3 separate regions of the Homo sapiens genome follow, and regions 1 and 3 are each linked to region 2. A link is a contact called in ENCODE Hi-C or POLR2A ChIA-PET data. All regions are on one chromosome and are shown on one strand. Each heading gives the region's core, a stretch centred on a gene start or an enhancer-like site at or near the end of the contact. The rest is flanking DNA. Distances are from core to core; before and after follow the strand shown.

Region 1 (4,940 bases), core at 417-2,916, 1.1 Mb after region 2:
GTGGGGAAATTGGAACTTGTGCACTCTTGGAGGGAATGTAAAATGTTGCAGCCACTATGGAAAAGAGAATGGCAGTTCCGCCGGGCGCAGTGGCTCATGCGTGTAATCCCAGCACTTTGGCAGGTCGAGGTGGGTGGATAACGAGGTCAGGAGTTCGAGACCAGCCTGGTCAACATAGTGAAACCCCATCTCTACTAAAAATACAAAAATTAGCCAGGCATGGTGGCAAACGCCTGTAGTCACAGCTACTCAAGAGGCTGAGGCAGGAGAATCGCTTGAACCCGGGAGGCAGAGGTTGTGGTGAGCCGAGATCGTACCACTGCACTCCAGCCTGGGCAACAAGAGTGAAACTCCATCTCAAAAAAAAAAAAAGTACGGCAGATCCTCAAAAAATTAAAAATAGAATTACTACATAATCCAGCAATTCCACTTGTGTATATATATTCAGGAGTTGAAAGCAACAGATATTTGAACATCTGTGTGTATACCCAAAAGGGTTAAAAAACAGATATTTGTATATCCATGTTTACAGTATTATTTCACAGTAGCCAAAAGTGGAAACAACCTGTTATCCATTAACAGATGACTGAATGAACTGGTATATACATAAAATGGAATACTATTCAGCCTTAAAAGAAATTCTGACACGTTACCACATGGATGAACCTTGAGGACATTATGGTAAGTGAAATCAGTTACAAAAAGACAAATGCTGTATGAGTCCTTATATGAAATACCTAGAGTAGTCAAATTCATAAAGACAGAAAGAATGGTAGTCGCTGGGAAGGAGGGAGGGGAAGAATGAGGCGTTACCACTTACTGGGTACAGAGTTTCAGTTTTGCAAGATGAGTGCTGGAGATGGATGGTGGTAATGGTTGCATAACAATGTGAATGTATCTAATACCACTGAATTGTACCTTTAAAAATGGTTAAGATAGTAAATTTTACCATCTTCACAGTTTCCCGAGATTGCAAGGCCAGCAGTTAAAGACAAAAACAAAACTACTTCCAACTGCCCTACAGTGTGCAGACCTTTCCCTTGTCCTGCCCTGAGTAGAACTACAGTTGTCATTCGTGATCCTCCCTTTAAAAAATTATGCTTGTGGCTAGGCGCGGTGGCTTACACCTGTAATCCCAGCATTTTGGGAGGCCGAGGCGGGCGGATCACCTGAGGTCAGGAGTTCGAGACCAGCCTAGCCAACATGGTGAAACCCTGTCTCTGCTAAAAATACACATTAGCTGGATGTGGTGGTGCGCGCTTGTAGTCCCAGCTGCTCGGGAGGCTGAGAGAGGAGAATTGCTTGAACCCGGGAGGCAGAGGTTGCAGTGAGCCGAGCCGAGATCGCGCCACTGCACTCCAGCCTGGGCAACACTGTGAGACTCTGCCTCAAAAAAAAAAAAATCATGCTTGCGTTTCATGGCGAATGTTACACATTCAAACTTATCAAATATATTAATAGTAAGAAAATAGGTTTCCTATCCGTTGTATATATTTGAGTTCCAGGCGAGATTTCCTTCGCAGAAAGAGTTCCGCAGATGAAAAGTAAAAGAAAATCCGCGGCGAAAATAACCCGCGCGCAGAGGCCGGTCCCGCTACTAGCCCCGCCCAATCAACGAGGCCAATCAGCGGCCCGCAACGGGGGAGGGACACGCAGCCGTCAGCCGAACAATTCGATGACGAGGCCCAGGAAGCACGCTGAAACCCTGGGCGGCGGCAAGCTGTGCGACCTCTTCTGCGGCCGGCCTGGGCAGGTGTCTTCCTCGAGAGGCAGGCAGGGGATCCCGGACGTGAGTCCGTGCAGTTGGGTGTGTTGTGCGGCGGGTGGGGCGGGTTACCCGCCGTTACGCCCTGGCGGGTCCAGCGGACTCGCGGCGCAGACGCTGGGGAGGCCGCAGGCGCGACCCGGGGCGGGGACCGTGCTAGCTGCGTGCGTCCGCTGCGGCCTGTGGGTGCCCCGGGCTCCTACCTCAGCTCCCGCGCCGGCGGCTGCCTGTCCGCCGCGGTTGCGCGCGTTCCGGGGAGGTGCTTGGCCCAGAGAGCGGCCTACGGAGAAGGCACAGCGAGGGCAAAGCGAGACCTGAGCGCACGTTGAATTCTGTTGGCTTTGGTTATCTCTGAAAACTTTAAGCATAATTTGAATAAATGCTGTCAGCAGAATAGCTCGGATTTAGTTGTAGTTAATTTTCTAAAACTTCAAATCTGTGAATTAACACAGTTAACAACAACAACAAAAACGGACACAAAACAACCTCCAAAATGGATTTTTTTTTTTTTTTTGAGACGGAGTCTTGCTGTGTCACCCAGGCTGGAGTGCGGTGGTGCTATCTCCGCTCACGGCAACCTCCGCCTTCCGGGTTCCAGCGATTCTCCTGCCTCAGCCACCTGAGTAGATGGGACCACAGGTGCGCGCCACCAGGCCCGGCTAATTTGTAAATTTTATTTGTAGAGAAGGGGTCTCCCTGTGTTGTCCAGGCTTGTCTCTGACTCCTGGGCTCAAAGGATCTTCCCATCTTGGCCTCCCAAAGTGCTGGGATTACAAGCGTGAGCCATTGCGCCTGGCTCCAAATCTGATTTGAGTGTAAAAAGTTAGACACACCATAAGCTGTAGGTTTATTACTGGGTGGTGAAAAACAATTCAGGTTTTCTTTATAATAGTGATTATGAAGTGTTCTTCCCAGACTAGCTTTATCGTCATCTGGGAAATTGTTAAAAATGCAAATTCGCAAGTTTGAGAGCCATGGTTCCAAGAAACTGCATAAGCATACGAAATAAGTTGCAGCCTCCCGACTTATACCCTGGTACTTCTAGTCTAAAACAGGATTTGACTCTACTAATCCAGGTTAGTCTTGCCTTTCCCATTACTCATGTGCTTTCGTTGAAACCAAAGACTTTTTCTTTTGTGCCCATTTCTACTCACTGCCTGGCCGTCTGCACGACGATCTGTGTTTCCTGGTAGTTCTCCAGTCTAGTAGCTACTATAAACTACTCTCCCTATTTCCCGCTCTGTGGAGATGTCGTTCCAACAGGTCCTCTCCACTCTAAGACCCTATCCTCTCAGAGAAGCCCCTGAGAGCCATTAGTACTTTTGCCCTGGAGAGGCAGTTTAGGTAGAGCCAGTCTGGGTTCTACCACTTACTAGCTTGGTGGTCTTAGGCAAGTTACTTTGTGTGATCTGTAAAATGAAGATGAGTGAAGATAAGAGTACTACTTCCAGTAGTTTTGTGAGGATTAAATTAATGTAACAGTGCTTAGCACATAGTAACAAAATATTAGCTACTTTTTTTTTTTTAGACGGAGTTTTGCTCTTGTTGCCCAGGCTGGAGTGCAATGGCGCGATCTCGGCTCACCGCAACCTGCACTCTCTGGGTTCAAGCAATTCTCCTGCCCCAGCCTCCCGAGTAGCTGGGATTACAGGCATGCGCCACCACGCCCTGCTACTTTTGTATTTTTAGTAGAGACAGGGTTTCTCCATGGTGGTCAGGCTGGGCTGGAGCTCCCAACCTCAGGTGATGCGCCCGCCTTGGCCTCCCAAGGTGCTGGGATTACAAGCGTGAGCCACCGTGCCCGGCCTTTAGCTACTATTATACATATTATAATTTAAAAATTATTAGTACCGAAGCCTGAGACAGGAGAGAAATGGTAAAAATAGTAGGGACTGCGGGAGAGAGAAAGAGTAGTGTCCCCTGACAAGTACTAGAATGACATAGGTGCCACCATTAAACGAAACTAGCTAGGATGGTTACTTTCGATTAACACTTTGCTACTCAAGAGTGTGGTCTGCGGCATCACCAGGAGCTTGTTAGAAGTGGAGATCTCAGACCTACCTCAGATTTACTGAATCAGAATCGTTTTTTTTTTTTTTTAACAAACTCTTCAGCAGGTTTAGATGTAGCTTTGTTTGGAGGAAGTGTGAGATTCGTTTTAGGATTTCTCAAGGAGTTCCAGCCTTCAATCAGTGACCATGGGGATCTGGCAGGAGGGCTTGAATTTCTAGCTGATTCTTCTATTCTGTCTTACCCTCCTGTCTTCCATCATTTCTGCATTGCTAATCTCTATCCCTGGAGAAATCTATGGAACTGCTGGTTATTACTGTAGAAAGTAACATAGTTGCCAATAGTACGACTTTGTGGATGTCACAGTCAAAACTCAACTGCCTGGCTGGCACAGTGGCTCACCTGTAATCCCAGCACTTTGGGAAGACAAGGCGGCGGGCAGGGGGATCCTTTGAGCTCAGGAGTTCGGGACTAGCCTGGGCAACATAGCAAGACCCTGTCTCTATAAAAAAGAAAAAAAAATCTCAACTGCTTGACAGGCTTTTTATTCACTTCCCTTTGTATAATGCCTCCTGTAGTACCTTTTTTCCCCTCCAAATCTCCGTTTCCCCCATCCTAACCTCCTCACAGTGTTAGAAATGCAAATTACTCTTAATTTCTCTGTCCACTTCATATCATATTATAATATGAAATCTGTCAGTTTCTCTTTTTACTTTAGAAATTTTGTCTTCATCCATCTTCATTCATTTCTATTTATGGAGTATATAACCTCATTGCCTATGAAGAACCCTTCCCGTAACCTTAATTTCATGCACTCCCATCTTGGAGCCTCTCTCCAGTTTACACACTCCCTTTGTCACCTACTTCTTAACCACTTAGAGAATTAGGCTTCTCACTGTCATTCTCTGAAAGGTCATAAATGGCCAACTAATTAACCAATCCAATGGCTTTTTTCCAGACTTTGTTCCTCTCCACTTCTCTGAAGTATTGAATACGCTTGATACCACTTTCTTGAAATTAAGTCCCTCCTTAGTTTTTGCCCATTGCATATTTTGGCTTGTCTTCTATTGCCCTGATTAGCCTTCACTCTCCTCTCTGGTATTTGCTTCTTCCATGGCTTTCTTCCTTAGTTGAACTCTTAATTTTTTCCAATAAAGTATACAGT
Region 2 (5,082 bases), core at 1,983-4,482:
TCATTCTATTTATCAAAGAAACTCATGCTTCGAGATGCTGTTGTGTTACAGGACACCACTGCCTCCACTTTTTTATGTTTTTTCACATTTTGTTTCCTAAAACCTCTCAGAGTATCCTATACTTTTCCTTCAGAGCATTTATCATAACTTATCATTATAGGATGTGTTTACTGTCTGCCTTTCCACAAGACTGTAAGTTCCCTGAGAACAAGAACATCATCCATTTAACTTACCAATGATTTCACAAGGTCCAGCATGGTACCTGGCATGAATAAGTGAATGAATGAATGGTCTATACACACATATTTGTTAAATGAATAAATACAAGGTTTCTATGTATTTTGTGCAGTAAATGACCATTCCATATGATGCTATGATTCCAGAAGTCTTAACTTCTTTCTGGCTAGTGGACTGTCAACAGCTCAGGACAAAAATGAGTATTGAAACCCTCAGCTTTCCCACCTTTGTCTCAAATTTCAGTGAGAACTGACAAAGAAGGCAGCCGCCAAACAGATCAACTTCCCTCCCACACATAAGAGAAAATGTGACAAAGACAATCTTTTTCCTGCTGGAAATAGGTGATTACTGAGAACACACCATCTTGGAAGCCTTGTACTGGGAAGAGAGAAGTGAGAAACAAATAGGTAAAGTCCTTAGGTTTAATTACAGTCTACCTGGGAAGACAAAGACCAGCCACAAAATGACACAACATACCCACAATGGCCAGGCGAGGTGGCTCATGCCTATAATCCCAGCACTTTGGGAGGCCGAGGTGGGCGGGTCATTTGAGGTCAGGACTTTGAAACCAGCCTGGCCAACATGGTAAAACCCCGTCTCTAATAAAAATATAAAATTTTTTAAAAATATATTTTTACATGGTGGGGCGTGCCTGTAGTCCCAGCTACTCGGGAGGCTAAGGCAGGAGAATCGCTTGAGCCCCGGAAGTGGAGGTTGCAGTGAGCCAAGATCGCGCCACTACACTCCAGCTTGGGAGACAGACAGAGACTCTGTCTCAAAACAAAACAAAACAAAACAAAAAACATACCCACAAACAAGAACTCCACGTTGTGTTCAGAGATAACACAGTGTACACTTTCACAAGTTACTGAGCTTCGGTTTCTTCATTCATTGAATGGCAATGATGAAAATCTACTTTGAAGATTTTTAAGGACTAATCAAAATTATGTAGTACATAGTGGGCTCTCATCAAATGTGAGCCTCCCTGTCCTCCAGGCATTCACTGATCAGGCTCCCAAACTACCGATTTCAGCTATGACTAAAGAAAGATCATGGCATCAGACTCTCTATAAAGAAATGGATTTAGACAGGTCTCTGCTTAAATGTGTCCATTTGACTGGTCTTTCATGTAATGAGTCTATGAGGAAATTTTTTTTTTTGAGACGGGGAGAGTTTCGCTCTTGTCACCCAGGCTGGAGTGCAATGGTGCAATCTCGGCTCACTGCAAATCTCCACCTCCCAGGTTCAAGCAATTCTCCTGTCTCAGGCTCCTGAGTAGCTGGGATTACAGGCACCAGCCACCACGCCCGGCTAATTTTTGTATTTTTAGTAGAGACAGGGTTTGATCACATTGGCCAGGCTGGACAGGAACTCCTGACCTCAGGTGATCCGCCCGCCTCGGCCTCCCCAAGTGCTGGGATTACAGGCGTGAGCCACTGCACCCGGCCTCTATGTGGAAATTAAAGGGTACAAAGAGAAATTACAATTCGTCAGAGGGTATCTATTTGACCATTCGTAGCTACTCTGGAAAATTTTAAACCATTTTTCAAAATGATAACTCCTCTCATGATGAAGGTAGGTTCACCCCCCTGCACTTTCGTAATCTTCCACTTGAAAAACTGAGTAGTTAACACTGATGTCCGTCATCCCACCATGCCAGGGCTCCTAAATGGTCAGTGTTTTTGTTTTTTTCAAATAATTCACTCCAAGCTCAAATTACGTCTACTTCGGGCTTGCCAATTGTTGACATGTTTTCTCAGGGGTTTAGCCTTGCTAACAAAAAATAAAAGCTTCTGAGGAACTGATTCCACAGGTCTAAAGGTAGTATCATTGCTCTTTGGTATGAATTGGTACATTATGCTTGGACAACTAGGAATTCCCTCTCATTAACTTGGCTGATCAGTTTGGCTGCTGATCAATCTAGGAGATGGCATAGTAAGTGCTCTGGGAACCTGCTCATTAAGAAGCCCTAAAACTCCGCGACATGAGTATCTTCATTCATGAATTCTGCAAAAGGAGGCAGTGGGAGGAATTCCTTAACTTGGGGTGAGGTTACTAGTCAGTTCCAGACTATGCCATCTCCAGAACGGCAGGAACGGCTCACTAGCGAGACAGGAAGGAATGTTGGGTCCTAACGCATGCTTAAAATGTCTATTTCTCATCTTTAACAGTTCAGTATCAGGCGCACTGGGCACAATAGCCCACCACAGGTACTGTTAACCCATGGCCTGATCTGGCTCAGGTCAGAAGAACAGGACATGTTTCCCCCTCCTACTCTACTCTCAATGATAATTAGCTCGGTCCGGCTCTAAGTTCCTTCCAGATCCTCGCCGGCGCCTTCCCTGCCCACACGCGCCTTCCTCTGCGAGCGGCAGGACCCAGGAGCTGGAGCCCGCGTGCCAGGGACAGACGCCCGAGATGATTAGGTTGGGGGCGCGGCAGCCCAGCGCCCTGGAGTGCACCAAGACCCCCGACTCCTCACCCCCGAGCTGGGGCGAGAGCGGCTTCCCCAGGGGCTAGGGCCTCGAGGCCACGCCCACAGTCGGGGCCCAGGGGAGCAAACCAGCAGTCGCCGGCCACGGGAAGCTCTCCCGGGCGGCGGAGCTAGAGCAAGGACTCATGCTCCAGACCCCAGGAGCTGCCAGCCTCGCTTCCTGCTCCTTTCGCTGTATAGTGACAGTTCTCGGCCGGACTCTACCGAGCCCTCCGGGAAGCCCAACCTGGCCCCTAGAGTGGCCCCGGGCCCGGGACCCCCGGCGCCGCCCGACCCGGTGCGAGCCTCGCCCCCCGAAGCTCCTGACCTCTGAGTCTTTGCGCTGGTTGCGGTTGAACTCGCGGGCTTTGCCCCCAGGCAGGAGGCCCGCGGCGGCCCGCGGTGCCCCGGGTGGTGGCTGTGCGGCTGCCGGCGGCGGAGGTGGCGGGGGCTGGGGCTGTTTGTTGTTCACGATCAGTGGGCCCGGACCGCCGACTGCCGGCTCCATCTTGGCTGCTCCACACCCCCAGCTTAACTCGCGCACAGCCGCCGTGATGCAACTCTCGCGTGATTTTCTCCAGGAAATTTCCCTGGCCGCCATATTAAGTGTGGCGGCCAGTGTTAGAAGCCATCTTGGCTGACCAATACCTCGCGATATTCTGTCTGCAGTCCTTCCCTTGTTGATCTTTTTAGTTTTCCACCTTCCTTTCAGTTTCAGTTTAGATGTAATTTTATCTGTGAGGCTTCCCTTAGCTTCTTCAGTCAGTTTAGTTACCCCTCCTTCCTCTAAATCGCTTTGCACTTATAACTCATAGCCTTGTTCAAGGCTTAGGCGGAATTTTGTAATGAACAAAATGGATAGGATCCTAGTCTTCACAGAGTTACCGTTGTGACAAGTGCTTGTCATTCATTCATTCAACAAACATTTAATAAATGTCTCCTGTGCACCAAGCAGTGGGATAAAATGAGGAACAAGTGTCTGCAGTCACGGTACATAACAGTGCTTGGTGGGTCAGACAAACAATAGACAAATATAGAGAAATAAATGCTGAAAAGTGTTAAAGGAAAATTTGTTCATGGCACTAATTAAAGATGGTAAGGCAGACTTTATGTAAGAGAGCCCATGGTGATAGTTACAGGGACCACTACAACCAGATCTTGCAGTGAAGAAGAGGAATTAGACTCAACTCTGACTCCAACAAGATATAGTGGGGATTTATAACCAAAGAGCAGGATGAGGGTCAGTGGACGGAAAACTACTAAGAGAAACATCAAGGATAAGAAGTTTCTTGCTAAACTGACCTAACAGGATTATTGCTGAAAGCAGGACAGGGTGCTAAGATGTTGAGGGTGGTCAGATACCGAGTGCTATGGTTTGACTGTGTCCCCCAAATTCCATACGTTGGAAACTCAATCCTAAAGTTCATATGTTGATGGTATTTGGAGGTGGAGCCTTGAGGGGGTGATTAGGATTAGATAAAATCGTCAGGGTAGGGCCCCTGTGATGGGACTGGTGGCTTTATAAGAAGAGGAAGAGTGATCTGAGCTGGCACACATGCTCTTGCTTTCTCACCGTGAGAGGCTCTCTACCATGCAGTTTAAGAAAGCCCTCACCAAATGCAACCCCTCGACTTTGGGCTCCCCAGACTCCAGAACTGCAAAAAATAACTTTCTTTCCTTTATGAATTACCCAGTGTTTTGTATTCTGTTATAGCAACAAAAAATGGATTAAGACGCCAAGAGTGGAGAGTCCCTGCACAAACTGGATTCAACAAGGACAGAAAGGAAGCCCAAACGGTTAGTCCTAGTAGGCAGAGGACTCACAGGAGCCTGACTAGAGTTTTGGCCAAAGAAGAGAATCTTTGTCAGAAGTAACAAAAATTGAGAGGTTAAAAGGTGGCAGTGGGGCGGGGGGCAGGGGTTGGTGGAGGCGGAGAATGTGGCTATAATATAAGCATGCTGCCCAAGGAAGGCAGGCCTGAGGGTGTGATTTTAGATGAGTTCTGAAAGAAGTGAGGAGAAGCCCTGCAAAGTTCCAGGAAGGGCACACAGACAGATGAAACAGCTAAATGCAAAAGCCCTGATGTTAGTGTCTGGAATTGAGTGAGCCAAGGGAGGGATAGTAATTGATAGAGCCATATAATGATAATGCAGGGACCAGAAGAATGCAGGGCCTTGAAGGTAGTGGGAAGGAGTTTGAATTTTATTCTAAGTGAAATGGAAAACCATTCGAGGGTGTTAACCAGGGAGATGTTATGGTGTGATGTTTACAAGTTCAATCTGGCTGCTTTTGGAGAAGGGATTGGAGAGTTGCAAGAGTGGATAAGGCAAGACATGTTAGGGGACCATGTAGATGGAGATGATGGTGCTTG
Region 3 (5,136 bases), core at 2,308-4,807, 1.2 Mb after region 2:
GTGGCGCCATCTTGGCTCACTGTAACCTCCACGTCCTGGGTTCAAGTGATTCTCCTCTCTCAGCCTCCCACAGGTGCCCAGCACCACGCCTGGCTAATTTTTGTATTTTTATCAGAGACAGGGTTTCGCCATGTTGGGCAGGCTGGTCTCGACTCCTGGTCTCAAGTGATCCGCCCACCTGGGCCCCTCAAAGTGCTGGGATTACAGGTGTGAGCCACTGCACCTGACCCAAACACATTTTAAAGCAGAAATAAATCCCAAATGCAGAAATATTATAAATGCTTAGAAAGGGTCCCTAGAGAGTTTGAGTTTAGAATTCTCCATAGGAAAATATATTAAACATGATTTTGTCTTCTCTTCCCAAAAGTTATCACCATTCTGTGGGAAAATAAATGTTTCTATTCAATAATGTTTTGTGATAATATGGGAATAATAATTCTAACTGAAAAGGACCAGGGAAAACTTTTTGGAAGCAAGGAATTTTGTACAGCACCTTGAAGGATGGGTAGATCTTATTAGCCAAATGAAGGAAAGGCATTCCAGTCAAGGGAAAAGAATGGCTCAAGAAAAAGGGAGGGTAGAAATGCACAGAATGTGTTCCAGGATAAGCACACAGTATTCAGAGTAGTGAAAGAGAAGGCTGAGAAGGTAGAACAGTAACAAACTGTGAGGGACTCTGAACATGTGGCAGAAGCATATATTCATATTCAGCCCCCCCTTTTTTTTTGAGATGGAGTCTTGATCTGTCACCCGGGCTGGAGTGCAGTGGCGCGATCTCGGCTCACTGCAACCTCCGCCTCCCTGCCTCAGCCTCCTGAGTAGCTTGGATTACAGGCGTGTGCCACCACACTGGGCTAACTATTGTATTTTTAGTACAGACGGGGTTTCACCACGTTGGTCAGGCTGGTGTTGAACTCCTGACCTCGTGATCCGCCCACCTCGGCCTCCCAAAGTGCTGGGATTACAGGCGTGAGCCACCGTACCCGGCCTCAGCCTTTTATTTACACAATGGGGAACCTTGCTGGTATTTTTTCCCCACAAAGGAATAGCCAAGTTGGATCTCTGCTAGGAAGATAAACCAGCAGCAACATATAAGGCAGGAATGGGGAGAAAAGAAAAATACTACAAAAACTCCAGAAACAACTACTGAATAGGAAGCATTTTCTTGTCATCTCACAACACCAACGACATTGCTTTGCACATAAGAGAGGCCCAACAAACTTTAATTTCTTCCCTGGGAAGAAGACAGGAATTATGACGAGGCCAAAGAATCCTACAATAGTGAGAAAACCGGACTGTAATACATTTCTTCTCCACAGTAAAGATTCTATTCATATTTATGTAAGAAACTCAGAAAAGTCTTACTCTTCACTTATGTTTTGTATAAAGATGATTAAGAAGATATTGAAAATATAATGTGATTTATAAGATGATTTATAAAATAATGAAGCAAGATAGTTCCAACAGAAAGATTGAAATATTTCTGCGAAGCTACAACAAAACACAGCACCTAAAGGCATCTTTAAAGTAGAACTTGTCCCTACAAATGGAATCCAGAGACACAGCAGAGATTTAAACAGACACACAGAAGCAATACAGCATGTGCTTTGGGATCAGGCCATGATTTGAATCTCGGCACAGTGACTTATTAGTTATATGATCTTACGCTAAACTCTCAGTTGGTGTGGGCATAATGACACTTACCTAAAATGTGCTGTGATAATTACAGACATGATTTATAAAGCACCTGACCCAGCACCTGGCTCTGATACATAACAAAAGTACTCAACATAGTGCTGTAGTAATAACAGTAACTGTTATTATAAAATAGACATATTTAATATATATTCAAATAAATTTAGAATAACCTAAATCTATGTCAGATTTTCCATTTTAAAATTCCAGAGAACTAATTACAAATTTCTAAAGATAGATCTTAGAAATATTTTATGTTTATGAAAAGGTCATTTTTAAAACTACTATATCTTATCACTGTTTTAATTAGTCTAGTAAGCAAGTCTCAGATCTATATTAAAATATGTTTGTAACACCGAATATCTGATTTAAGAATGTAAGAAAATACAATTAAACTGCTTATCTGGCCAGAGAGGATTTTGGAGACATGCCTCTACAACAACATCACACAACTTTTTACTTTGAAACCGCTCCAATACTTAAATTATAAGTAATAGCCTGGGAAATAGCTTGCGAAAACGACTCCGTGGTAGTTGTAAAGAGAAGTAGGTGTGAGACCACCCCTAATCCCTGAGGCCCCCCTCTCCTTACACACACCATGTCAACCAACAGTGATCTACCCTTTTTAATGTTGTTTATTCACTTCTAAACAATCAACTAAAGCTGCTCCTGAATAGTGAGAACCCAATCAAAAGTGGTATTTATCAGAAGCAATCACACCGGCTATTATCAGGCCAGAAATCTTCGGTACACCCTTCTAAAGTGGCAGCTTGAAAACTCAGCTCTGTTGGTCCTGCTGACTTCCAACACACCCCACGAACGCTCCAATGCAAACCCGATAGAAAGGAAAGCCAAGAACCTACTTCGTTTAATTCTACGGTGTGGTTAAATTATGCATTAAGGCCAATAAAATTTCCATCCTTACTCGTTTTCTTTAACAGAGTTCAAATGCTACTAGTTCAAATGCTCTAACTGGTTACTATTAAAACAAGGAAATTACAGATTTTTTTTTATTCGAAGGTATTCTATAGATTTCAGGAAAGAGTTTTCTTAACGTTTTATGTTTACTTACTCTTTTTGCAGCAACTACCAATTTCTATGGTAAATCGACCAGTTGGTGCCCAAAAGTTCACTAATTTAAGCACGGTCAAGGCAGGTATTTGCCATAAACTGCCTGGTTTAGGTAGGACGCGCCCGACTCCAAGTGATTGCAATCAGCCTCGGAATGAATTCCACGGGGATTCGGGCTTTGATTCACAATTTGTTACTCACATTCAGAGTGGTAAGAAGTCGCTGGACTCTAGTATAGTTTTTATCTTAAAAAAAAAAAAAGACTCAGGAGTGAGGCTCTTAACGCTTTACTCTCATTTGAAGACCTTCCGACAAAAAAGCAGCAACTCCTCAAGCCGAGTTTCTGGTTTCTTGAGCATCGACGCCGCGTCCCCGCAGCGCCCACAGGTCCCGCAAGCCCCCAGCCCGCCTCCTGCCCAAAACAAAGGACGTCACCCCCAGACCTCTGGACACAGAAGCCCCACACGCACGCACACGCACCCCTCCCTGTCACCTCCCTCCGAGAGCCCCTCAAACGCCTCAGAACCCGCGTCGCGGAAGCGCTCACCTCCCGCGGGCGGGCGGGTCCCGGGTACGCGGTGAAGGTGCAGCGGCGGCCGCCTCGGGCGACAGACGGGTGGTCACGGCCCCTCCCCAAGGCAGGGGCACCGCAGGAGGCCGGCGCGCCCCCTGCTCCCGCCCCCGGCAGGTCACGTGGGCCAGAGCTCGTAGCGCCCCTCGCTTTCCCGGAGCGTCCCTCCGCCACCTAGGGGTCCCGCCGCTCCGCCGGTCTCAACACCGCCCTCCTCTGCGCCTGCGCCCCGGCTCCAGGCGCTCTCATTCAAACCGACAACGCCCCGCGTCTTTCGGACCGGCCAATGGCGGGCGGCGCAGCGGGGCGGGGCGGGGCGCTGGTTGCCCCCCTCTTCGCAGTCCTGGGGAACCGTCTGCGTGTCAAGGTGACAGGGGGCTTGGGAGCTTGGTCCTCCTCTGCTCCGGGACGTGTCCTCAACCCTCAGACTGAAGTTTCTTTCCTGTCCTCTTCTTTCTTCTTCAGACACTAAAAAGTAGAGCAATAAATATTGTCTAGAGTTGGCCGGGCGCTGTGACGGACGGCTATAATCCCAGCACTTTGGGAGGCCGAGGCGGGCGGATCACCTGAGGTCGGGAGTTCGAGACCAGCCTGACCAACATGGAGAAACCCCGTCTCTACTAAAAATACAAAATTAGCTGGGAGTGGTGGCGCATGCCTTTAATCCCAGCTACTCAGGAGGCTGAGGCAGGAGAATCGCTTGAATCCGGGAGGCGGAGGTTGCCGTGAGTGGAGATCGCACCATTGCACTCCAGCCTGGGCAACAAGAGCGAAATTCCATCTCAAAAACAAAACAAAACAAACAAACAAAAAACATCGTACAGAGTTCAGATAGAGGCTGGCCTAGATCCCTTTAAAAAAGGAGCGCAAAACCAGCGCCGCCTTTTTGGAAGACTTGGTGCTGCGCTACAGAATGAGTGTCCCAAGCGGCAGATGCGGGATATAGAAGAAAAAGAGGCCTCTGTGGAAGGAACAGAGGGACCGTGTGAAAGTCTGAACAAGGCAGCCTCAGTTCTTGAGGCTGTGCCCAACCCTGGCGTTTCCAGCTGTTGGAAAAGCAAACTTCTGTTGACTACAGAATCGCTGGTTCCCAGGAAAATTGGGTGGCAGTTTTACTCAGTTTCACTCAGTTTCAGCGCCTACATTCTAAAGACACTGGGAAGAATAAGTTTTATTTCCATTCACCTCTCCTCCATGTCAAGGTGACCCCAAAATAGTAGTCACCTTATAGTTTGTTCTTCACAAAATACCGGCCGGGCGCGGTGGTTCACATCTGTAATACCAGCAACTTTGGGAGGCCGAGGCGGGGGGATCACCTGAGTTGGAGACCAGCCTGGTCAAAATGGTGAAACCCCGTCTCTACTAAAAATACAAAAATTAGCCGTGCCTGGTGGTGGGCGCCTGCAATCCCAGCTATTCGGGAGGCTGAGGCAGGAGAATTGCTTGAACCCAGGAGGCGGAGGTTGCAGTGAGCCGAGATCGCGCCACTGCACTCCAGCCTCGGCGACAGAGCGAGACTCCGTCTCAAACAACAACAAAAACCAAAATACCAAGACCAGAGTCTCTCTGGGGTAAAGCATCTGATGAATTTACTTAGATTATTTTTCAAATAGATATTTCTCTTCTGAAATGAAGTTTAAATGTTTCTACAGGGTAAAGGCTATGTTAAAGAAAACTCCGGGTTCAGTATCTCCGTGAATGATGGCCATAACCAGTGATCCAAGCAACATTTCCCATTAGGTGCATGTTATGGCAAATTGCTTAAAGGAACAGCTTTATCATCAAACTAGACCTGGGTT

Evidence for each region. Hi-C counts contacts between places; a loop is a spot of excess contacts on that map. ChIA-PET counts read pairs that join two places held with the same protein, here RNA polymerase II (POLR2A). Pooled maps may share reads with other maps.
Region 1: a loop to region 2 is called in a map of naive thymus-derived CD4-positive, alpha-beta T cell, with 11 times the contacts of the local background. The contact joins the promoter of CLCC1 here to the promoter of STRIP1 in region 2. A Hi-C loop is called at or near these places in 2 of 168 maps with a recorded cell type or tissue (both naive thymus-derived CD4-positive, alpha-beta T cell) and 10 of 50 pooled maps. POLR2A ChIA-PET finds 5 or more read pairs at or near these places in 1 of 52 experiments (naive thymus-derived CD4-positive, alpha-beta T cell).
Region 3: a loop to region 2 is called in a pooled map, with 4 times the contacts of the local background. The contact joins the promoter of GPSM2 here to the promoter of STRIP1 in region 2. A Hi-C loop is called at or near these places in 3 of 50 pooled maps. POLR2A ChIA-PET finds 5 or more read pairs at or near these places in 2 of 52 experiments (A673 and activated CD8-positive, alpha-beta memory T cell).

What each region holds. Positions count from the first base shown.
Region 1 is chr1:108,960,210-108,965,149 of GRCh38, reverse strand. CLCC1 (chloride channel CLIC like 1) reads left to right here and starts at 1,666. Exons shown (of 13, transcript NM_001377458.1): 1 at 1,666-1,789; 2 at 2,681-2,841. RefSeq lists silencers at 1,871-2,110, 2,249-2,543 and enhancers at 2,471-2,590, 2,963-3,463, 3,464-3,964.
Region 2 is chr1:110,032,774-110,037,855 of GRCh38, reverse strand. STRIP1 (striatin interacting protein 1) reads right to left here and starts at 3,232. Exons shown (of 21, transcript NM_033088.4): 1 at 3,039-3,232. The coding sequence starts at 3,218. It overlaps LOC105378895 (a long non-coding RNA gene), which reads left to right and starts at 2,417. Exons shown (of 3, transcript XR_947693.3): 1 at 2,417-2,447; 2 at 4,425-4,507. RefSeq lists silencers at 2,638-2,707, 2,948-3,167 and an enhancer at 3,168-3,557.
Region 3 is chr1:108,875,406-108,880,541 of GRCh38, reverse strand. GPSM2 (G protein signaling modulator 2) reads right to left here and starts at 3,557. Exons shown (of 15, transcript NM_013296.5): 1 at 3,314-3,557. RefSeq lists silencers at 3,162-3,231, 3,322-3,721 and an enhancer at 3,802-3,901.